Regions from separate parts of the Mus musculus genome. Here region 1 is linked to region 2. The links are chromatin loops, found by intact Hi-C in ENCODE. Cell type or tissue: left cerebral cortex. All regions are shown on one strand. Links, peaks and the distances in the headings refer to the core of each region. The heading gives the core; the rest is flanking DNA. Region 1 holds the start of Fgf7 (fibroblast growth factor 7). Region 2 overlaps Shc4 (SHC (Src homology 2 domain containing) family, member 4).

Region 1 (8,000 bases), core at 1-8,000, 370 kb before region 2:
AGAAACATATTTGGTATTTGCATAAACAATGTCAAGTCTTTCTAAGTACAAGGCACTCTGATAGTTCAACACCATGATTTTGGGAAAGACTTTTGTCTTTCTTATTACTATAGAGTTTGCTTCATGAAAAAGGGGGTTTGCTAAACAGGCTTTAAGACTTCTCAGGTTTAGCACTATACCATGTTTCAAATTGTAAAGTGATTTTACCAGTTTGTAAATGTGTACAAATACCTGAAATTCATGAGCTCCAGGAATTTAACACAAAATAAAATTCACATATATTTACATGTTCCAATTGTAACTACTTTAATCTCAAATAATCATAGTACTCATTTTCACTGACTGTTCCCACCCATTTTTTTTTTACCTTTTTTTATGAGTTAGTGGAAAGCATCCAAAGGGATTAGTCATTAAATAAAAAGAAGTCTGCAATTGAGCTATGATAATAACCTTGTTATAAAATTTGCAACTAGCCCTGACTGCATGGTTAGTCTGGAGAGAGAGCAGGCACTTTTGCCTCACTGTTGGGGTGACAACTAGGTAATGAGTATTGAGGCTTTACATTGTGTGGTACGTTCCCTGCCTCAGAACCAATTAGACTGTGAGAAGGAGAAAGATTTTGAAAAATGCATCCATGTTTACCAGTTGAAGATTGGGAACACTAAAGTGCCCCAAAGTCATTAACAGACAGGGACGGGACACATGCTGTCACTGCCCCCATGATTCTGTTATCTACAATAAGGCTCGATGATTTTCAAATCAAATGAAAAGGCCACATAGAAGGGACGGTCAGCAAATCCTCCTCCAGTGGCCACTGCTGAGCTGGGTCCCATGGAATCAGTCCTCCAGAAGGCATGTTTCCTTGCTCAGTTTGTATGAGTTATGGCTGAAATGAAGGTCCCTCATTTTCATTTTGGAAAGAGTCACCAAACTCTTATTTTTTGGTCAGTGAGTTTAGAGCCAAAAAGATATTTCAGGAATAGATAGGAACTACTTGGGGTGGCCCTGTCACAGACACCCAGCTACACTATTGTCTCCATGTATCCTTCTCAAACTATACTGCCACACGTACTATCAAACATACAGTGTCAACGCCACCCATGTGTTATTAGTGCTAAGAAATCTATTTCCACGTGTGGGTTTTAAATACCTAAGGTAAATGTTGAGTGTGTGTTTTATGCCATTGCATTTAATACTACTGAGATTAGTTACTAACTGTAACCATCAAATGAAAACCCAAGCCCTGGCATTTTAAGGTAAAAAAACAACTGGGTCTAAGGAAAGTGGGGTGCTCCAGGTGAAGGTCCCCGACCCAACCTGCCTTCCAACTCAGCTCTGCTTCCTCAAGGTTATGTTCCTCTTAAATTAGCAAGAGACTTAACATGACAGACTCTTGATAAAGAAACTGCTAAAAAAGGTCTGTTACCTGTGGGTGGGGAGTTAAGGAATCTAAAACAAACTCATTAGACTTTTAAAGATGTTCCAGGGCATCACCGACTCCCTTCTGTTTTAGAAGCACACAGTTTTTGGTGCTCAGGAAGTAGATTCTTAACCGGTTAGTACCATGGCAGAGTCCTTTCAAAAGCAACACCACTAATAAAGACAGATACATCCTCTGCTCCTTAAACTCCTGGCTGGTAGTTTGGTGAACACCTACTGAGAGCTCTATGCACACCGCTGCTGAGCTTTGCTAGGGAAACAATCACACATGAGCATGCGTGCTCACTGACATGGTTTCTTACTAACCAGTAGTTTGGATTTAAGCCACAGAGTATTTTCCAACTATATCAGTTCCAACCATAAGGTGAGGACACTTGCCCTATTACCAGAGATATTTTAGGGAGTTAGTGCAGAAATCCCAAGGTAGAAAAATTAGGACTTGATATATGACACTGATTTTTTTTTTTTGCCCCCATAGGAAAGGAGAACACAGCACTGGAAAGTGAACCTTAGACAAACCTTAAAGAGCTAAGCAGGGCTGTGATAAAGGCATCACTTACTGTAGCTGTTCTTCATCTCCTGGGTCCCTTTCACTTTGCCTCGTTTGTCAATCCTCAGGTACCACTGGGTGCGACAGAACAGTCTTCTCACCCTTATATCCCCTCCTTCCATGTAGTCATAACTTCTGGTGTGTCGCTCGGGGCTGGAACAGTTCACACTCGTAGCCGTTTGCTCCGGACTCATGTCATTGCAAGCTAGAGATATAGTGCCCACTAGACAGACGAGGTGGAAGCATGATCTGTAGAGCAGAGTTGGCAGGATCCGTGTCAGTATCCATTTGCGCATTATAGTGTAGTGCCCCGGGTGTTCATGAATAACATAATGAGAATTGAATCTTGCGTTGATTGCTACTCCTAGGTCATGGGCCTCCTCCTATTTGTGAACTGGAGATTGATGAGAGAAAAAGTCGTCGCTCTTTCCAAACTGTTAACCTTATCTTTTAGCTTCTGATACCAATAACACGATTCCTCCTTCAGGAACACAGCTGATAGGTATATCCTTATAGAAACAGGTCGTGACAAGGCCAGTTGCTGCAGTGCGGTTGCTCCTTGACTTCTGCTCGAAGAGAGAGATTAGGAATGGGGAGGGGGAGAGGAGAGGGAGATAAAAAAAATTGTATGTATAAATTTCAGTAGTTAGATAGTCTAACATGTCAGTGTAGTTAAATGTTGAAAGCACGTTTAAAACAGCTCCCACAGAGGACGTGAGCATCTCTGCCACTCTGCACATAGATTCAGAAGCGCTATGCGTTAGTGAGGAGACACCACAAGAAAACCACACCATTCATTCCAGTTGCTATCTTGTCAGGAAACACTGTGTACTCACAGCTATTGAGTTAAATCAAGTTTTACAGCCTCTATCGACAAAGTTGAAGTTGAATTCCCTGGAATTCATTAGTCTATGCTTTTACATTTGTGCTTTATAATTATTTTCCCTTAAACTACCCAGATTTTTCAAGTTAAGTGTCAGGATTGCCCTGGAGAACCTCAAGAGTCTCCTTCCATCCGTCCGTACTACAGCACAATTTCTGTAGATATTTTCACAGCTCAAAAGTCTTTCCCCCCTGACCCCACCCCAGGACAATAACCACAGAAAGAGAAAATCTTTCAGAAAAGAGCATTGTTTTAAAGACAAATAACAGTAACTTACTTGTTCTGTTTGGAACAGCTGGGTACACAAGAGTTCCGTGTCTGCTGTCTGCCTCGTGCAACTTGAGCCTCTCTACTGTAGCTACAAACTATTTCTCAGCTGAGAAATCCCCCAGCAGAATCATAATTGTTTCCATAAATCAACAGGCAAAAGGATTTTCTCCGTGTGTGAGCGCGTGCGCTTGTGTGAGTGCGTGGAGCCTTTTATTCAGAGATTTTCAATAAATACCTTTGCTGACCTCATTGGAAGCAATTAAAACTTAACCAGTGAGCTGTTCGTTGTCTAAAACAGCAGAATTAGGAGGCTTGTACACTGTTGAGTGGTCGTAAGGGGGAGCTGTGGACACGGCTTCGGCTTAAATCCACAAGTGGGCATTCACGCTGTGGAAACAGACCTCTGATTCCCAAGCCGTTACAAAGAGAAAGGAAAATGTTAGACCTTTTAAACACAGAAGCTGTACAGTCTGTGAAAAACATATGTCCCTACAACATATATAAGGGCTTCTTAAATGTTAGATGATCTTTACAATACATTGGCACGGAGGAGGTTGGTAAGTGAGGGTATGTTTTTAGTCCTTCAAATTCAGAGCACTAGAGCAACCCAAGGCTCAGGGCCTGAAAGCAGGTATCCCTAGGCAAGGACACATCTTTTCACAGATCTTGCACAATTGGGTGTGAGTCTTTAGGCTGAGAAGACCTAGTTTCTTACCGGACTGGGATTCTAACAAACAGTGTGGCCTTGGCTCCATCCCTTACTTCCCCATGGCTCAGCTGCTGCTTCAGGTATCAAATCAATGGCCACGTCTAATCAGGCTAGGGTGTGCTGCCGTTTTAACATCCTGTCTTGTGATTTATTTCAAAGGATGACACACAGAAGCAAAGGACACATAATTTGCAAAACTATCATTCTTTTAGAAAAATGGTTTCACCTTAGTATTTGACTTGTGCCTTCCTGAGAGCAATAGCATAAAAAATAACTGATAATTCCAGGAATAATAAGGCCAATAGCTAATGGATACAAGAGAGTCCTTTTGCTTTCCAGCCTGAGCTTGTGCCTATCCTGTACTGAGCAAGACTGTGACTGTCTGTATCTTACACTTAGTATGGAGCCATCGTATCACCACCCTAAATGAATATTTAAGAATACATACATTAAAATTCTCTTTTCCTTGTACCTGCAAAACACACACACACACACAGAGAGAGAGAGAGAGAGACACACACACAACTTCGCACTTAACATACACTACCACCAGGTGGTGCAGGTAGACCAAATAGAGACAGAGACCCAAAATTGAATCATTTGGATGTGATTGTTCTTCCCTTTCCCATTGTGCTTACAGAGGGCAGAGTCAACAGCACCCCATATTTCAAACATACACAGTTGTCTTCGATTCATGAAATATTAAAGCACTAGGCTTTCAAAGCAGAGGAGGGTGTGCTGTTCTATAACTGTATCTATTTAAAGCCAGAGAGTTCAGAACATCCCATGATTTTTCTCCCAGGGAGGAATAGGAAAGGACAGAAGGTATGATGATGTTCTTAGTGATATCCCACCATCCGGGGGCGGGGACATTAGTAATGAGCAGATTCAGAATTCTTACGAGTTGACGTTCCATAGAGAAATGGAGGTTATGCAGTCAGTTCTCAGTGCACACTACAGAATGCCCAGTCTCTTTACAATGTGCAGGGGAGGGAGTGTTCGCAATGTTGGAGCCAAGGTATAAAATGACTCTCTGAGGAATGTCACTGAGCAGGTTACAGTCAGGCAGGAAATTGTATCAGTTTAAATTCCTTTCGAAGTTATTGATTACTTTCCAGTGATGGGACCAAGACGGGGTGGGGAATTTCATTCCTGTCCTTGAGACCCTTACTTGTTAGCAATGGTTCTCATTAGGCTAGCGGTTCAGCTATCTGTAGGACAGCTGCTCTCTTTGTCCTTGTGAGTTACCCAGTGGCAGACATCCTCTGTCCTTACTGTAAAGCACATACAGAAGAGAGCAGCAGAGTTCCCTGCTCTGTGCTCTTTCCAGATAACGGTAGCTTCATCCTTAGTTGAAAATATCTCCACCTTGTGCATTGTAAATCCATAAGAAAAGGATCTACATCTATTGACTTTTAAAGATTAATGTTGTCACCTGAAAAGCTTCAAATAGAAGCGTATCTCAAAAAGAAGAAGTGTGTCGCCCTTGCCCCTCGTGTTTGGGAATTTGTATTTCAAATACAAAAATAAAGATATTTAAAATAAATTTGCATTGAAAATCATTGAAAAACTCATAGAACTTCTTTGATGCAGTCAGTTGCTATATGAACTTCCTAGCTTTTCCTAACCAGTCTTCATCACAGCCTTCATTCTGTGGAGAGACAAATGATAGAAACTTTGACTTATGGAATTTTATATTTCAGTTTACATTTTTACCATGCTTAAACACAAAAGCTATACACATATATACAGGAGAATTTTATACCCTGTTCTTTTACATACAAAGAAGTATTATCACACACACGAGAGAGAGAGAGAGAGAGAGAGAGAGAGAGAGAGAGAGAGAGTTATACATGTTGCTTTTTATTTAGTAAAAATACAAAATCTCCTATCTCAGCATTTAGAAAGCTCACTCACTCTCTACACTGCATGCTATTCCATTGAATGGGTATATCTCAATGTGCATAGCCAACCTCTATGAACATTTCATTTTTACCCATATATTTTACTGTGGAACTATTATAATGAATGCAGTTATAAATATGTCATTTTATGGTATACAAATATAGCTGTAGGGCTATTTTCCAAAAGCTGTCTAGACATCTGTCTTCTGGTTCCAGGTAGGATAGACACTCTTGAAATTGGGACAAGGTTGAATTCTACTTATAAAAATGACTATGTATATGTTGTGCCTTACATCTGACATTGTTCCAAACTATTCCATCCACATTTCTACAACTAACCCCACACTAGATTTGTCTTCATCATTTCCTGTGTGGTTTCAATATATAAATTCAGTCTTGACTCTGGATCATACTGTGCAACCAGTCTTACTTATCATCTTGATTCATCCATTGAACAAATATTTATTCAATAACTCTGTGCTGCCAGATGCTAGGTTAGCCCTCTGAAGACACAATGGTGAGTATCTTGGAAGTGATCCCTGCCTTTGCAAAGCGTGCATTCCAGTGAGAGCACAGTATAAACAGGGATCTGGGGATGGTAAGGGGCGGGGAAGCCAAGAGCTTAAATTCCAAGAACGGAAAGAAGGCCCAGGCTAATGATCACAAGCAAGAGGCTAAGCAAAGAGAGAGGCCTGAAGCTTGGCAGATACAACTTGACATTAGGAACTGTGTATACTACAGAAGAAACTTAGGTTCATTTAAAAAGAATAGGACACAGGAAGACAGACCTGTCTTTCCAAACAAGACGGACCTGGTTAAAGATAGTAAACTCGGGAGGAAAACCAGGATGGAGCAATCCCTGAGGTCCTTAATCCTATAAACAGCTCGTTTGCCTTTGGCACAATGCTGTAACATCTAAACACTAACTGCACAGAAGATGTAAAGTGTGAGTCATATGTTCAGCATTGCGGTGTGCCTGTGACTCAACTTGTAAATATCTCAGTATACAAATGCCATTTGAGCCTTTCTATCCCTGAGTCTGTAACAAAATGGCTTCGTTTAATTTTGTAAAAACTCAGAAAAAACAAACAAACAAAAACCAACCAACCAAACAAACAAACAAAAAAACTCTCTGAAATACTAATCTAAATTTAAAATCTTCAAACTATGTTATGAATTTACCGAATTGTAGTCTGACGATCATAGCAAACAGCAGAAAGGATAAAAGTGATTGGAATGGGGTCACAGGAAGGCTTTGGAAAGAGCCATTATGTACGCCAGGAGCTGAGCAGTAAGAAGAAATCAGAAGGCAGAGGGTTCTAGATAAAGGTTTCAAAGGAAACCACATTCTGAGGTGAACGTGAGTTTATTGTGTCTGGGGATGGAAATACAATGGATCACAGAGCGTAAGAAGGAAGTTCCGTGGTGAAAGCAACATGTTTTTGAGATTTGTCCCTAGCTGTTAAAGCTTCTGTGTGTGTGTGTGTGTGTGTGTGTGTGTGTGTGTGTGTGTGTGTGTTAGACACCATTCTGAAACCCCCACGAGACGTACCTTTTGGTCATCTGGAGAATGACTAAAATGTAAGCCACCCACTGCTATGACTATGATTGAAACCCAAGTCAGAGATCACTCCTTGCACTAGGATGGTAGCAGCAGGGATGGAAACAAAGGTGCAGACACACTGAGGGCAAAGCTGGGTGGTAGGTAACACAAGAGTAAGAGTGGGTCAGGAGGCTTGACTGTGACAATGGATGCACAGTGCTGTCTTTTGTTGCCCTAAGGAAGATGGTGTGAGGAAGGCCATAGCCCAAATCCAAGGGAGTGTAGATGCCCCTCTCTACACTGACTGTAAACTTTTGACTTCCTTAAAATGAACTGGTTATACAAGAGTATGGAAAGTGAAAACAGAAATACATTTTAACAATATCCGGCAGTATTTAGTACAAAAGGAAAACTGTTCCCATGTTGTGTTATGCATTTTGTTTAAAATATAATACCTTGGACCCTGATATAGCTGTCTCCTGTGAGGCTATGCCAGTGCCTGGCAAATACAGGACTGGATGCTCACAGTCATCTATTGGATGGAACACAGGGTACCTAATGAAGGAGCTAGAGAAAGTACCCAAGGAGCTGAAGGAGTCTGCAGCCCTATAGGAGGAACAACAATAAGAACTAACCAGTACCCCCCAGAGCTTGTGTCTCTAGCTGCATATGTAGCAGAAGATGGCCTAGTCTGCCATCAA
Region 2 (16,582 bases), core at 5,164-13,163:
AATGGCTTCAAAGCTTTAAATTAACCGAAGCACTGTCCTTGAGTCAAGCCGTCTGCAACCATTGTGGGAAAACGTTTACATCAGTACAATCAGTGGAAACCCTGGGCTCTGCAGTTGAAAAATCCACTGGCTTGGAGTTTACATGATGATCTGGCTTGGTATTAGCCCCTCTCCCCCCACCAGTGGAGTTTTACCCTCCTGTCAGGAAGACACTGAAGGCTAGTGTTGAACGTTAGAGTCAAGAGCTTGATGTACTGACTTGTCTAAGATTTTGGGTCTTTCTTTGCAAGATAGGGATAACTCCTGTCGCCTGTGAGTTGCCAGAATTGAGTGAGATAATGCACACTAGAGCTGGACATACTAGAGCTGGACACACTAGAGCTGGACACACTAGAGCTGTACACAGTGAATCTATCTCTGTAGTTGCTTTAGGATGCCCGCTGAGCTGCTTCAGTTGCATAGCTAGCTGGGCTAGTCACAGGGTAAGTGAAGCTGAGTTAGAAGTCCCATGTGACTCAGCATCGTCGTTCAAAAACACGGACCATGTCTGCTCTCCTTCACTTTTAATTCTCTCTCAGAAAGTTTTTGTTTTCTTAGTAACTGTGGAACATCTATTGCAAATGCTTCTATAGCCGCCCATGCTTTCTCTGTTTCGAAACATGCTACAGATTTGTGAAAAATTAAAGATACTTCAAATATTTTCTCCTGACATTTGTTCTTTCCTTTTAAGTATTCTGCACTGTCTGCACCCCCATGCCTCCAGGTATTTACAGTTATAGAATTTTAAAACCATTAGAAAATGCAAGCTCATTTGGAAGATGATGAAACGGGCCAGGAGGGGCCCCACAGCGTCTGTTCCAGGCTGCCGCTGTAGCACCTGGTCAGCTTAACTAGAGTGCTCAAGTCTGCAATGACCGTGACTCCTAAGATAACAGAAAGCAATGCTCATAGATAGGGCCTTATTTATTTAGAGGCTGTTCCAACCCAGCTTTCTATTTGCCTGAGACATTTACTTAGGTGTGTGCTATTTTTAAAATGGCTTAAGACAAGTTCTGCTGACTGTGAGATTTGCTTCCTGCATGATTCATTGTGGTTGTTAAGTGGCTACCCTGGAGGGCATTACCAACACAGCTTCTACTTCCTGCCAGTAGACGGCATCTTCCCTCTAGAGACCATTCTAATACTCTGAAATGGCATTATAGGTATTTTTTCCCTCTGAGAATTAAGATAGCAAGAGCACCTTTAATTATTAAAACCATCCCATTCATCAGCTCACTGTTTTCATAAAAGCTGGAATTTCAAGCGTCCTGTCTATTTTCTTGTTTTCTCAAAGGCAGTAGCATATCTCTTCTTGAACTTAAGTTATTCATAGGTTCTCTGTTCTGAAATGATTTGCCTCTGCCTACGGATGAAATAATTTATATTTTTGCTGTTTTATTCTGTAAGCTATCTTGCAAAACACACATGCAACCAAAAACCAATAGGTTTCTGATAAACTCATTTTTGGATGCACATGAATTTGGACACAGGCCAGTGACGACACCACATCTCAGCTCCTGATAACTTTGTGGCAGAGGAGTTCTACACGTGTTTCAACTGAGACAGTCAGTTTCTAGACAGTTTTAAAGAATTCCTTAGCTGTGTTCCCTTTTATTCTTAATGATATAGGCAGACTCGGAATTTTCAATCTCTATCCTTTCCCCATAAGGGTCAGAAAACTATAGATTTAATTGTTAAGCTCTACTGGATATGCCATAGAGCAATAGTTCTCTACCTGTGGGTTCTCCAGGGGTCACTTCAGATGATCACATTATGACTCATAATAGTAGCAAAATTAGTTTTGAGGTGACAATGAAAATAATTTTACGGTTAGGGGTCACCAGAACATGAGGAACTGTATTAAAGGGCTGCAACATTAACGGGCTGAGAACTTATGCCATAGAAAAACAGTTATGTCTAAGGCTTTGGCTCAGTTGGGTCCTAAGGAAGTCTTATCTTATTCATTCATTTTAAATGCAATTGTTTCTCTCTCTCCCTCTCTTTCTTTTATAGGATACCACAGACTATGTTGCCTATGTAGCTAAAGATCCAGTCAACCAACGAGGTATGGACAAGAAACTTCTGGGTTTTCATAAGAGCTGTTAGCTACCGACTATAAAAATAAGTGGTTATTTCTAATGTACACAGTAATGGGTGTCACACAGTAAGGCCCTATCTATGGGCATTGCTTTCTGTTATCTTAGGAGTCATGGTCATTGCAGACTTGAGCACTCTTGCTAAGCTGAACAGGCGATAAAGAGAAGCTGTGAGGCCCCTCCTGGCCTGTTTCATAGTCTTCCAAACGATGGGCATGGTCCAATGGTGCCCCATCATTGTAGGATGATATTGAAGGACTCTAAGAAAACTATGTAAATTTTAATTGAAAATAAATAATCCTACCAGCAGAGAAGAGTGGAACAATTAACAGGCAATATTTAAATTCCAGCACTTGAAAGATTCACAAACTAAAAAGCATATTTACATATGCAAAAATAAGCTGTTTTGTTTATGGTAGTGTTGTTCCCATATCCCAAGGAGAAAAAGAAATTGAACACAAAACTCAATGAGACATTGCTGTTGGTGTGTGTGTGTGTGTGTGTGTGTCCCTATGCACTTGCTGCTGAAAAAGCCTGGAGTGTTACTTTGAGTTTGAGTATGTGGCTTTTTGGACAAGGCTGATCTTAAACTCACTATGTAGCCGAGGATAACATTGAACCTCTGATTCTCCTGCCTTTATTCACCCTGAGTGGGATTATAGGCATGTGTCACCATGCCCAGCTTTATGCAGGTCTGGGGCTAGAACTCCGGGGGTTGTGTGTGCGAGGCAATCTCTGTCCACCTTTAGGTCTCACCTCCAATGTCTCTTCTTTTGAGGGGCCTTCTACTGATGGCATAGCCTACCTCTAGTCACATGTGCCCCACCCCCATCATGACTCAGTATTTCTCTCCCTGCCAACAAGCCACACTTTGTTGCTTGCTGTTTTTCTCACGTACTTGTTTGAACATTTCCCATGTTCTTTCTATTAGGCTGAGATCTCCCTTCTTACTGTTGTTTCTCAGATACTTTACAATGCTCAGGCGTGATGCACAGACTGTGTCTCAAATGACTGAGTGGAAGAGCCGAGTGAGAGCCTCATCCTAGGGTATAACGAGGTTGCCTAGGAAAGGCATCTGCAGGCTGGGCTTAAAGTCAAAGGCCTGAGGTTCCTTAGAAAGTTCGACCTCTCTGGACAGATGTGGTTGGTACTGTTTCTCACCCTCAAACCCAAGGCATTCAGACTCCCCCTGGGAGATGGGTTTAAGCTAGTTGCCCTCAAATAGAACCTGGGAGTTGGGGAACCTCTTCCACCCTGGTGATGGAATTTGCCTTCAAATATTTGATTAAGTGAACATGGAGTGCTATTTGGGAATCGAAGGAACAGAGGTGGAAATGCACAGCTGCAGGCTGCGTGCGGCAGAAGAAGGAAAACACTCTCCCATGGCAGAGAAGAAAGACCTAATAAGCACGGACTTGATCCCGTGGGTAGATGGGTAGAGGTGCTTTTTGCCAAGCAGACTTCTAGAGAGACTCATCGAGCAGGCACTATTAGGTGCATTCAGAGAGAAACTTGAAGCCATGGAGGCAGTGTGACTGTCAGAGTGAGATTATAAGAGGCATTGGATGGCATAGAGAGTGGCCATAGTCAATGCTTGCCAATTGCTTGCCAAGAAGGGCACGGTCCTGAGAATGGAGAGAGGAAAGAGCAGGTGACAAACACTTTAAAATGCTCCATAGAAAGGGACCACTGAGCTGCAGAAAGTTGAGTGGATAATGAGGGAGTGGCGAGGAAAGGAAGGAGCCAAGCACTGGGAAGCTACCAGCATGGAGCCGCCTGCTGTATTTGGAAAGACCTCTGAATAACATTTGTTTTTCTTACCATAAAACATACAGATATGGAAGGAGAATCACCACAAATACAAAGCCAGTCTGAGCCATATGCTGTGCCTCCAGGACATGGTCTGGGTTATAGCCTGAGCCCCTGAGCCCATGTTAAAAAGAGGTTAAAGAAAGGCATCTGGGATCCAGATTCTTTTGCATTTTTGGCATCTGCCATTGTCTTAGATTGTCCCCCTGCTGCTATAATCAAATACCCTAACAGAGCAGCCTAAGGGTTTATTCTGGGTCCCCATTTAAAGGTGGTTGTCACTGCAGGAAGTCCAGGTCACATCCATCATCAGGAAGAGAGAAAGGTGAAAGCTTGCTTGCTGCTCAGTTATCTTTCTCTATATACTGTCCTGGATCCCAGCCAGGGATCAGCGCCATCCAGAGTGGCTGGGCCTCCTACCTTAGTTAATACAATCAAGATAATTCCCTACAGGCATGCCAGAAGCCATCTGCCAGGTGACTCTATATCGTCGAGTTGATAGTTGACACAAATATCAAAGGAGTCGAAGCTTTCACTGGGTCTGTGCTCAGAAGGATATGTACAGGTTGAAGTGCAGTGTGATGAGATAGCTACAAGGTAGTGTCTGCAAAGACAGGGCTTCAGGGAAAGAAAAAGAACAGAAGCTAAAGAGCCACAGGGAAAGAGAAGCCAAAAAAGACTACAGAGAGTGGGAGGTGCCAGTAGGTCACCAGATACCAGGAAAGATTCTGGGCTTTATAGAAGGTGTTATGATTTTTGCCATTGCATTGCAATCGCAGTACGATGCTTCTTGCAGTTGTGTCTGTACAGTGATATCAGAGGGCAGAAAATCAGTCGGAATTGTAGATTCCAAGCCAGATAAGGTCTCATTAGTTCTAAACAGAGGTCGTTAGTGGTCTAAATTGCCTGGGGGATGAAGGGGCAGTTTGGACCAAATCTGGACTAATAGTATCTGATGAGCGTTTACACTAAGTGTTGGTGAAGGGATGGGAATTGCTTGTTCCTGTGGAGCTTGGAGAGATATTGTACACAGTCCAACATCTCTGTGACTGGCTCCTAGCTCCTACCTACTGCTCAGCATCATCCAGTGGGAGGAGTTGTAGTGAAGTTGCCACTAAGAAGGTGGAGGAGATTCTTCTCAATAGGAAAAGGGCAAATAGTGAAACAGAGAAACAAGGCAAAGAAAAGTAGCTGTGTGCATTGCATGCTCGCCATGCTGCAGACATTGTCATGTGCACTTTGTGCACATTGATTCCTGTCATCTTCTCAGCAGTCCATAAAGTAGGTAATAATGGTATGTCATATATATATATATATATATATATATATGTGTGTGTGTGTGTGTGTGTGTGTGTATGTATTATATATATACACACATATACACACATACATGTCATACTTTATGCAGTATCACCTTATATATATGCATATGTATATAAAATATATCATACCATTATTATATATATTGTAGGTAATACTGTATAAAGCTCTGTGTGTGTATATATAATATATATAGTAATACTGGTTTGTCATGTGTCATGTATGTATATATAGTAGGTAATACTGTATAAAGTTGTGTATATATGTTATGTATATATAAAACAAAGTAGGTAATACTGGTATGTCATAGATAATGGAAGACTAAAGTCAAGACAAGCAGGGCCTTTTAAATCCAGATACAGCGGCACGCATCTACAGTTCCTGCAGTCAGGAGGCTGAAGCAGGGAGATAGCAAATTTGAAGCCATATAGAAAGACCTTATCTGGGGAAAAACAAAAAAGATTTTTTTCCCTGAGGCCCCTAGACAGTAAAGGGTGGAGAAACTCCAAGTCCTGAGCACAAGTTCCTTTCAAAAGAGCCTTACAAGACTCCAAGAAGCATCTGAAGGAAATGCAGCTTATGAGCAAGCCGAGCAAGCCAGAACACAAAAGCTATGGATGTCACGGTTCATTTCTAGATTTCTCATATTGGGAAATGACAAGTGTGCTTTAGGGAAGTGGTTAATCTTGAATGTAGCCAACAAGAGCACAGATCCAAACATTCTATAGGGCTGTTTGACGATTTGGGTCAGGTCTGTTGCCCAGTCTGGCCTTTAAACCAGCAGTTTCATTTCTCAGGAAGTAATTAGGATGTGCAAAGAGATCAAACAATTAAAATCACTGCCATATAATATTTATATGCCGGAGGCAATTATTAACCCAGTATCATCTATTAAAAATTAAACCAATCCATAGCATGTTCAAGATTGTTTTAGAAGGATGTATAATGCCACAGTTGAAGTATCCACTATGCTATTAAGCGCACAGACAGAATATGAGAATCTGTGTACTGTGGCCCAGGTGATTTTTGAGGCGGGGATTTACACAGAAAAAAGCAAAACAAAACTGGAAAGGCCTATGCCAAACTGCTAATAGCAACTGTTTCCGCATGGTGGAATTTGGGGTGATTTTAACTTTCTCTTGGTCTTTTTTATTTTCTTCAATTCTAATAATGAGTATTTGTTATATATTTTCAAATGTTCTCAATTCCTGAATAAAAAATAGTGGAATGAGAAGGTGACAGAACATTGCCTAGTGAGTTAGGATTCTCCTTAGGGAGACCCGCTCTGTCCAAGTGTCACAGGGGACTGGGATTTCCTTTTAGAGGTCCTTGGTCAATAATAAGATAACCTTAAAATGGACTCTGAAGGAAATTCAAAGTCCATTTTATTACAGTTTGAGGAAAAAAACCCACAGGACAGATAGGCTGGAAATCATGGCAGGGGCTTTGGAGAGGAGGTAGGAAGATCAGGGGAGTCGGCCAGGCCTTTGAATTAGGGTCAGGTATGGGAGTCTGGAAGCCACTATAGAAGTGGGATTATGTAGTCTTCACAGAAAACAGTGACTAGGCAAAAATCTTAAGATTTTGGTTGGTATTCAGTGGAGAGATAGAAAGCTGGGGTGGCAGTGGGGTTAGGCTTTATGGTTAGAACTGTAAAGTTCAGAAAGCTTGGCACTGGAGATCTGCAAACAACCGCACAGATGGAGGGGCTTCCGGGTGCTACAAGTAGAGGGACTGCCAGGGGCAACCAGGGGTGACCTCCTGACCGGGAGATTGATGGGCCTGGTTGGGTTCAGTAGTTTACAGTGTTCTAATCATTGAGGTGTGTGGAAATACTATCCATTCCTCAGACCAGCAGGAAGCGTCTTTGCCTTCATCAGCCTCAGTAAAATCCAGTACTCCAACCTTTTCACTTGGTGAATGGGAGGTGAGGCCCCAAACTGACCATGAGCTAGGCATCTGCCCTTAATGCCCTCCGAGCCTGCTACTGTGGGTCTGGAGCCTGATGCCAGCCAGGAACGGGTCTGGGGGATGGGAGACGGGAAGATAGCTAGAGGCGAGGAGACGGAGAGAGGGAAGCAGAAGAAGTGGAGTAGGACCATCAGCAGAGGAGTCCACAACGGAAGGGGCTGAGGCTTGCAGAGAGGGGAGAAGTCCCAGGACACGCGGCGTGGCAGCGTGAGGAGGAGGTCCGGTGAGAGCGACCTTCTTAGGAGGAACAGCACTTTTTCCTGGAGAGGACACCGGGATAGTCTCACGCTGGAATAGTAGGAGAGTGAAGGAAAGAAAACACCTTCAGTTCAGCAGAGAGCCCACAGACTAGGTGACTTCAGAAAGGCAGGAGCCAGACGGCAAGGGTGAGGAGGAAAACTCGACTGGCAGGAAGTGGAGGTGGGCACAGGAGACCAGGCTTCCTGCTAATAATCCTCCATGTGTCACCCCTCCCCCATCGTCCCTCTGCTGTATACCTGGTTCAACGTTTCCATCCAGATCCAGCTGGTATTACGTTTTCCTAACTTGGCTACGGCCCTGTTATGAACTCATCAGTTTATGAAACGCTTTCTTTGTAGAGAAGGCAAGTTAAAAATGTCAGTGTTAGGTCCAGCCTTCTCCTGTAGCTGTCGTGAGGAAGCCCATGCTGTCTTCAGCTTTCCAATGCTGTGGCAGGCTAAGGAGGTTTTCATACCGTATCTGAACTTAGTCTGAGAAAAGACCCCGGTTTACCTGGACTGTTTATGTATAGGAAAGCCATGAGCTGAATATTAAAAGAGAATTGTAAAACCAACGCCCCTGCCAATGAAAAGCAACCTAAACGAATCTGCTAACTTACATTTGTATTTATGCTTGTAAAGTACACAGGCTGCTGTCTGTGAATCTACTGTTCTTGGAGTCTGATGCTTCGGGAGGCATCTACTCCATTTGCGTCCCACAGCACCATCTGGTGGATGATCTGAGACACTGACCTTTATTTCAAGAACTAATTCTAGACAAATGTTGATCTTTACGGAAAAATGAACAATCTGAGAGTGGTGGTGTATGCCTTTAATATCAGTACTCAGGAGACAGAGGCAGGTGGATCTCTGTCAGTTCAAAGCCAGCCTGGTCTATAGAGAGAGTTCCAGGCCAGCCAGGGGTATATAGTGAGTACCTAGAGGAGGTGTGCACTGGGGGTGGGTTTTGAGGTTTCAAAAATGCTCGTTTCATTCTCAGTCAGCTCTCTGTGCCTCACAATGCTTGTAGATCAAGATGTAAGCTGTAAGCTAACTGTGTCATCGCTATGCCTGCCTGTCTGCTTGCTGCCATGCTCCTAGCTATGATGGTCATAGACTCACCATCTCAGAAACTCAAAGGAACAAAACTCTTTAAAAGGCCTTCTACTGGCTAAGAGTAATATTCATTCTTTTGTGTAATATTACCCTTAGGATCCCTAGTGAAGGGACATGCTAAGATTCCTATGATTTTTACTGATGCTCATAGGTAGAACTGGGAGCTTGGGAAAGAAACCAGGTGTGTGCACTGATTCCAGATGTAGACATCAGAGCTCAGGCTGCCATGGCTGTTTTCATGTCACCAAGAATCCCTTGGGAACACGGGATTTCTTATGTATCCGTCTTTTCCCCTTTGCCTGTTAGCGGCAGGTAGGGCAGCTCCGACCAGGAATTCTAGCATTTTGTATATGATTCATGGCAGGTTCCTATGTTGCTTCCCTGTGATCATGTGAACAAACTAAGAGTTCAAAGAGTAGCACTGTCAAAATAGGGGTGTTTGCTAAGAGGAGGTGGGGTGTGGCACGGGCCTAGGGCAGCCTGCCACATTAATGGAGAGAGACAGGAGCCCATGGTGTTTGTTTGTTTGTTTGTTTTTTCTTTTTTCTGTTTATTTTTTCCCTTTTCTACTTTCTGTTCCATCTTCTTTAAAAAAAAAAAAAAAGCCAGCAACAGGGTAATTGAAGCAAAGCAGAAAATTATTTGGAGAACTGCCTATGGACAGACAAAACCAAAACCTTCTAGGCATTCAATCCAGAGAAGTTGCAGAGAAGCTGAAGCGCTTTAGAGTGTGCTCAAGTGGTGGTGGTCGGGCTTAGTGCTTCTGTGTGCCCAGCCTGCTTGTCCTGCTCCTCAGAGGGTTTAAGTTAGTATGAAGAAAAAAAAATACCAGACTTTCTCTAAAGGAGACAGACAGCCTATCCTGCTGTCCTCATAAGTGAAGACCTGGCCGTAGTTACTGTTATAGAACTGTGATGAAACCCCATGGCCAAGGCAACTTGTAAGGAAGGGGGATTTAGTTTCAGAGAGTGAGTCCATGAGCATCATGGCAGGGAGCAGGCAGGCACTGGGCCTGAGCAGTAGGCCAAGGGCTCACATTCTGATCCACAACACAAGGCAGAGAACGCTAACTAGGAATAGCATGGGCTTTTGAAACCTCAAAGTCACCCCCAGTGACACACCTCCTTCAACAAGGCCACGCCTCCTAATCCTTCCCCAAAAGTTCCAACAACTTGGGACCTCATTCAGGTTTCTGAGCCCATGGGGAGGGGTGGACATTCCTCTTCAAGCCACCACAAGTAGCCCATCCAGGACTACACAGATGGTGGCACAGATGGTGGAATTTGAACTCAGCTCTGGATCTTTTTCACAGAGTTCTTCTTGTCTCCCATCCTCTTACCTCTTTCACAGGAAATCAGTGTTGTATGTTTTCTTATTTATGCTGGAGTTTCCAGCCCCCCCCCCCCGTCTTCCTGATTTTTATTTCTTTCAACACGAAGGAAAAAAATTACAGCCATTTTGGTTCTATTTTGCAATCACTCTCATTTTGATTTTGTTTTTTTTAATTGAGCCACATATGTATGAAATTAGAAATGAACAAACAAGAAACCCTCAACTATAATGACATCTCTGTATAATGTGGTACAACTTATCTTGCTCCATCTGAGGAACATTTCTTACAGGCCCAGAGTGGTGGCTCAGTGGGTAGGGATACTTACTATCAAGCCTGAGTTTGATCTCAGGGACTCACAAGTTGTCCTCTGACCTACACTTGATCTCTCTCTCTCTCTCTCACACAAACACACACACACACACACACTTATAAATGATTGCAAAAAAATTAAAGACAGTCTGAAGCATGAGCCCTAAATATCTGCCTTGATACCACTTTTTTTTGAAACAGTGTTTCTCTTTGTAACCTGACTGTCTTAGAACTCACTCTGTAGACCAGGCTGACCTGGAACTTACAGAGATCCACCTGCCTCTGCTTTCTGAGCGCTGGTATTAAAGGTATTTTTATACCACACCCAGATCAAAATTTCTAATTTTTCAGGTATGTGGATTTTGAATATTTTCTCCTTGATTTATATTCAATATGAAGCCTAATTATGCCTTTTTAGAGATGGAGTAAGTTTGATTTTTTTTTTAAAAACACAACTATTTTCTCATGTTCTGGAACTATTTTGCTTTTGTATAATGTTCTCATGATACTATATTTTTAATGTGTCTTCTCACAGCGTGCCACATACTGGAGTGTCGCAGTGGAATGGCCCAAGACGTCATAAGCACCATAGGGCAGGCCTTTGAACTCCGGTTCAAACAGTACTTGAAAAATCCTTCCTTGAACACTTGGGAAAGGTCAGTCAAGAGTTCCATAATTATTTAATTTTCTGTCTTTCTGGACACTTAAAGCATTACCATGATGGCAGGATGTGTAACGCATGCCTGGCTCCCAGCACTCAGGAGGCAGAGGTTGGGGGATCTCTGTGAGTCCAAGGCCAGCCTGGTCTACACCGCAAGTCCCTCGTCAGTCAAGGCTACTTGGTGAAACCCTGTGTAAAAATAAAGCACAAAAAAAATTTTTTTTAAGTTCACTAATGAGATGAATATTTGTTCTTAAAAGTAACAGTTTCAGCAATAAAACCAAAAATAAGAGTGGCTTACTTTTCTTCCACTCATATTTATCCAGATATTCTTCTGACACTAAATGTGGGAAGGAACCAACCCCATTTCTCCAGTGTTACATAAAACTATGAATTACGAAGTTATGAAATAATAAACGTTATCAAGTTTCTCCGATTTTCTTTAACCCTGAATCTCATGCATATTCGTAAAAAACAAACCGAAATGGAAGAGTAAAACAGGAAAAATCGACAATCTCTGTAGGAATCTGTTAGCTGCTGGTAGGCCTCCTAAGTGGCTGCAGCCTTTGGGGTGGAGCAGATGTGACCCAAAAAGCTGGTGTTTCTCCTGTCTGTGGCCATGGATGCTTTCAGGCCACCAGCTACTGCCAAGTTCATGCTCAAGAAATAAAATCCTTGGGCATTTATTTTTAAGTGTACCTTTCCCCACATTATCATCTTGTGTTATCAGTGAGCACTGGGTTTGGAGATCCCTCTTTATGAGGTAGATCCTCCAGGGCAACACAGAAAAGGGGTACCAGAAGCCTTGGTGACAGCTTTTACTCAGGATCATGCGGTCATGGGGGTTGATAAGTTAGTTCATTTTTAAAAAGACTTAATTTGGTTTGAGAAAGATGGCTCAGTGGGCAAAAGAGCTGCATCCTCAAAACAAGGAGGGCAAGAACTGACTCCCAAAGTTCCTCTGACCTCCAGATGTGTGTCATGGCACACACAGACACACACAGACACACACACAGACACACACAGACACACACGAACGCCTCCTCTAAATCACACCGCACCCCCCACCCCCCCACCCCACCCCCGCATCCCAAGCCTGCCACATGCATACAAAATCCTGAAGAGATTTGGTTTGACTTATTCTTTTTTATAGGAACTTTTGTTGTTAATTCCAATTTGGAAATGGATGCCAGTTTGTTTCTTTTTTTTACCCTGTTTCAAATTTAAAACAATTGCATGTTTACAGAATTCCCTCACTTGCCACATGTGACTCTAATAGTTCTTTATGAATACCATACTTGTCTAGATTTGTGCAGACAAGATAGCTGGCTACAGCTCTCCTTTTAAAATGGATTTTTCATCTTAGTTTAGTAAACTGGGCCGGGCTTTCTACCCAAAGGACAATTTCTAAATTTTCTTTGACCAAAACATCTCCAAAATGAAGCTGTGTGTCTTTATGATGCTGAGGTGAAAGAGCCTTTCACTCAGGTGAGCTGTTTATCATCATTAGTACCACTAACTGGAGAGAAATACGAAGGCCTCACCCTTGACAGTCTTCACTGGCTTTCTCCATCGGCATTCTCCACGGACTTCCAAGCACGCTAGTGCAGAGGTTCAGATGTTTGACGTGGCTTAAGCACGGCTGTAGACGTAAAACACGCCTGCAGATTTTCGGCATGATTTGCTTGGCTCTGATTTCTTTGTATCCCCTACAGCCTTCGAATTCCCACGCAGCCTTTTGGGGCCTCTTTTTCCCCTTACAGGGAGGAGGTACTTGTTGATGGTGCCCCTGAAGACAGAGACCATGACTATTACAACTCCATCCCGGGGAAGCAGCCACCTGAAGGCGGCATTTCAGATGTGCGCATCCAGGCTCAAGCTACAGACCAAATGGCATACTGCCCTATCCGGTGTGAAAAGTTGTGCTATTTGGTAAGCACTGGTTTTTTTTGTTCCTGGTACCGCAGGTGTGATTCTGTTCTTACCATGAGAGCCCTCGATTTGAGGATTTTCAAATGTGAAGGTACCATGTTCTTCAAACGTGGGGGGTAAATCACAGTCTATATTGGATCATTTTTACTCTCAGTACCCTATCAGGGCTTTCTAGTTGACATCATATCCGGCTTCCCTGGGAAAACGAAAAGCACCCAGTGCACTGCTGTCATCTTTACCCTCCCACCTGCCCTGTCTTCCTGGGCTCCTGCTTCTTCCTGAGTCACTGTGTCTCTGAGTATAATCCTCCCTGTGCTCTGACCCTCCTCTCCTGCCAGCCCTACGGCCTTGCCCAGAATAACGCCATTGGCTCTTTTCCCTCTGCCTGTGGATAAGCTTTGGCCGCTGCAATCCACCAACACCACCTCACCTTTTCATTCCCACTTCTAAGGCCATTGTCTTCATCCTGGCTCTCACACACTTTGAGACCTTAACTCTGCTTGGCAACCTGGGGTAAATGACTTTTATGTAGGTCACGAGGGACTTCCTTGCTAAGTGGATTTCTCCCTTTAGTAATCTTCCTCCATCTTTAGAGCTGACACCCACTGGATGAGTCCTCTTCTGTTGGCTTCCAAACATTATTTCATCTTGGTGCTCCCTTCCTGAACTTTTTACGTCTGCCCCAGGTCCCTTGATCTCAACATTTTTAGTATAGTTGAAAGAATCCTACAGTGAACACTCACATGTAGAGTCCTACAGTGAACACTTGCGTATATAACACGTGACTCATTACGTTTGTTTTATCACATGGGATGCCACAATCCATCTTTAATTTTTTTGCATATTTGTGTATGGTGTGTGTGTGTGTGTGTGTGTGTGTGTGTGAGAGAGAGAGAGAGAGAGAGAGAGAGAGAACATGTAAGCACACATGGAGGTCCGGTTGATGTCCATCATTTTTCTCTGAATTTACTTAGGTAGGGTCTTTTGCCTGTTTACTTAGTCAAGCATCCAGCTTGCTCGAGGGATTCTCTCTTGCTGCTTCCTGTGCTCTGGGATTTGTGGGAGCTGTCTGGCATTTACATGGGTTCTAAGAACCACAATCTTTAGGCTTGTCTGGAAAGTTTTCTATCCACTGAGCTACAGTTCCACATATTTCTGTTCCTTTGAAAAGTGAGTTGAAGCATGGCAGTGGTGGTGCACACATTTAATCCCAGCATTTGGAAGGCAGAGGCAGGCGGATTTCTGAATTCAAGGCCAGCCTGGTCTACAGAGTGAGTTCCAGGTCAGCCAGGGCTACACAGAGAAACCCTGTCTCGAAAAACAAAAACAAAAAACAAAAAAGAAAAGAAAAGTGAGTTGAGTCTTTCCTTTTCTCTCATATTTTCTTCTATTTCCTCATGGAGACCCCAACCCTATCTTGCTCTGGGGTGAGCATCTTCTGTGGCTCCTCTTAGGCTTAGGTCTTGCCTCTAGTCTGAGGACACATTGGTCCTCTAGTTTTTCTTCTTCAGCCCTTCCATGTCTCCTAAGCTCTAATACCAAACTGCATTGCACTGAGTCTCACTGTGTAGCCCTGGCTTGGACTTCCTGAGATCCACCATTCTCTGCCCTGTGAGTGCAGGATCCAGGGCACTTTACCGTGCCCCGCTCCATTCGCCTTTCTATTTAGTCTATTTAGTTTATTCTGCTACTCACCTCTTTCACTCATTTTGCCTTTCCTTACATTTTGGAGCCCATGTCAACTTGTGCCCAGCATCATCATGTGAGTATCTTTTTTATCCACTCAGGCTTTATTCAAGTTCTGGTTCTACTTGCCTAAATGATTCTGAGAGCCCTTATCCGGCACTGATTTCAGGCCCTCAAGCCATCTTACATACTATTGTCAGATAAAGCTATTCATTTATTTTAATTTTTTAAAGATGTGTGTAGTGTGAGTCCTTGCTGGAGCAGTCTCTCCCTCTCGCTCTCTGTCTCTCTGTCTCTGTCTTTCTCTGGCTAGCTGTTCTGGGATCTCCTGGGCATTTACCCACCCCTGGCTCCCATTTCACCCACCCATGCACTGGGATTACAGAGCTCTACTTCACAGGGCTTTGCCTGGACTCTCAGGATCTGAACCCCAACCATCACACTTGCTCACCAAGTACTTTACACATTGATCCATCATCTCTCCAGGCCCAGATGAGTCTTTCTTCTCCAAAGCATCAGCACATCTTCATTCCACTGCTGGAGATAATGTGTGCAAAGGTGGGGATAACCGAAGCCCTCTGATTGGCTGAGATTTTCAAGAGTAACAAATGAGTCTAGCAAAACCCTAGTAGAGCAGGGTTTGTCACCTCAAACACAGGTAGCTGCTGGGATAGCTCAGGTTGTACTGTGTTTGCTGTGCAAGCTTGAGGGCCTAAGTGAAGTTAATCCCCTGCACCCACATTAAAAGCACAGTCAGGTGAGGTGGCATGGGCTTATTTTCCCAGCGCTGCAGAGGGGGTAAGAGACAGCTAACTAGGGTTCCCTGGTCAGCCAGCCCAGTCTATCTCAGAGAGCCCCTAGTTTCCCCTGGTCAGCTAGCCTGGCCTATCTCAGAGAGTCCCTGGTTTCAGTGAGTGATTGAAACCCAAAATACCAGGTGGATGGCCTCTGAAGAATGACGCCCAATAGTAACCTCTGGCGTCCATACTTACGTGAACACACACTCACAAACACATCTACAGACACACACACAAAGCAACTAAGCATCACTTTCTAGCTGACACTGTGAATGCTGGAATATGACTTCTGCAGCAGAGGAAGGGACCCTCAAGACACAGGACATGGGCAGTCCTTTCGACAGCCCTAAACTTCAGATCCACATTAGCAAATAATTCCAAAAGGGTGGCCATCGAGTTCTGTTTTCTTCCACCCAGATTCTGTTTCCAACCTGTCAGAAAGTGAAGTTGCATGCTCTATTTTCCTGAAAGCTATCATTTTCTTTATAAACATGCCCTCTTGATATACATCCTGCAATCTGTCGTTTGTACAGCCTGGGAACTCCACGTGCAGCGGTGTGTATAAGAACTGTATGGGACGGAGCAGGCCAATAGGTAGGTACAATGCCTCCCCAGCTGCCACCCCAACTCCTTCTATGCCATACGACTGTGTAGGCTCTGCCTCTTAAAGGGCAGACGTGGGACTAAATGTGCAGCCATTGTGCTGCCTGCTTCCCAGGGAAGCCAGAATGCTATCGTGTGTTGTTCAACAGCCCCACACTTCTCCCTTGCTCTCATGTGATCCCCAAGGGGGTGGCTGTACCACTGGGTTCTGTATTGCTTTGACATCATGAAAACTCTCATGGAAACGGAATGCCTGGAAGGCCCCTTGTAGTTTATCTCTGATTTTTGCCATTCTACATGCTGCGCGAGAAGATCTGTGAGTGAGGACAGCACTTTAACTTTCTATAAGCATATTTTCTTTTTTGATAGAAATTAAAATTCCACTGTGGTGCTTACCTTAAATCCCAGCACTCCACTGGCAGAGAGCTCAGAGTTCAAGGCCAGCCTGGGCTCTGTAATGAGTTTTGAGCCAACCAGGCCTCCATAGTGAAACTATGTCTCAAAAAAAAAATTTTTTTTTTTTATAAAATTCTTTACAGTCAATTAAGATCCTAAGTTAATTACTTCTCAGTCTTTTGGCTGAGACCAAGTTTTCAACTCTAAACTAATTCTTAGTTATATGGCTGAAAATGAAAGTGCAAATGCCTCTGAAATCGTGCCCTCTTGGAACG

Evidence for each region. Peaks named below come from ENCODE experiments on the same cell type or tissue, not always from the same donor. Only the 100,000 strongest peaks of a DNase experiment are listed, where the experiment ranks them.
Region 1: a loop joins it to region 2, with 3 times the contacts of the local background. A loop is called at or near these places in 6 of 42 quality-filtered maps.

Annotation. Positions count from the first base shown.
Region 1 is chr2:126,030,001-126,038,000 of GRCm38, reverse strand. The region is part of intron 11 of Fam227b (family with sequence similarity 227, member B); the gene reads left to right. Fgf7 (fibroblast growth factor 7) reads right to left here and starts at 3,343. Exons shown (of 4, transcript NM_008008.4): 1 at 3,151-3,343; 2 at 2,001-2,556. The coding sequence starts at 2,286. In left cerebral cortex, for the core only: CTCF peaks have their summits at 3,478 and 4,414 (motif pointing right); DNase peaks (open chromatin) are centred at 3,517 and 4,413; H3K4me3 peaks cover 188 bases.
Region 2 is chr2:125,651,795-125,668,376 of GRCm38, reverse strand. Shc4 (SHC (Src homology 2 domain containing) family, member 4) reads left to right here. Exons shown (of 12, transcript NM_199022.2): 6 at 2,053-2,104; 7 at 10,768-10,888; 8 at 12,657-12,825; 9 at 15,842-15,902. Among named protein-coding and RNA genes, the nearest start is that of Eid1, 13 kb to the left of the region's middle. In left cerebral cortex, for the core only: a CTCF peak has its summit at 8,197 (motif pointing left); a DNase peak (open chromatin) is centred at 8,174; H3K4me3 peaks cover 200 bases.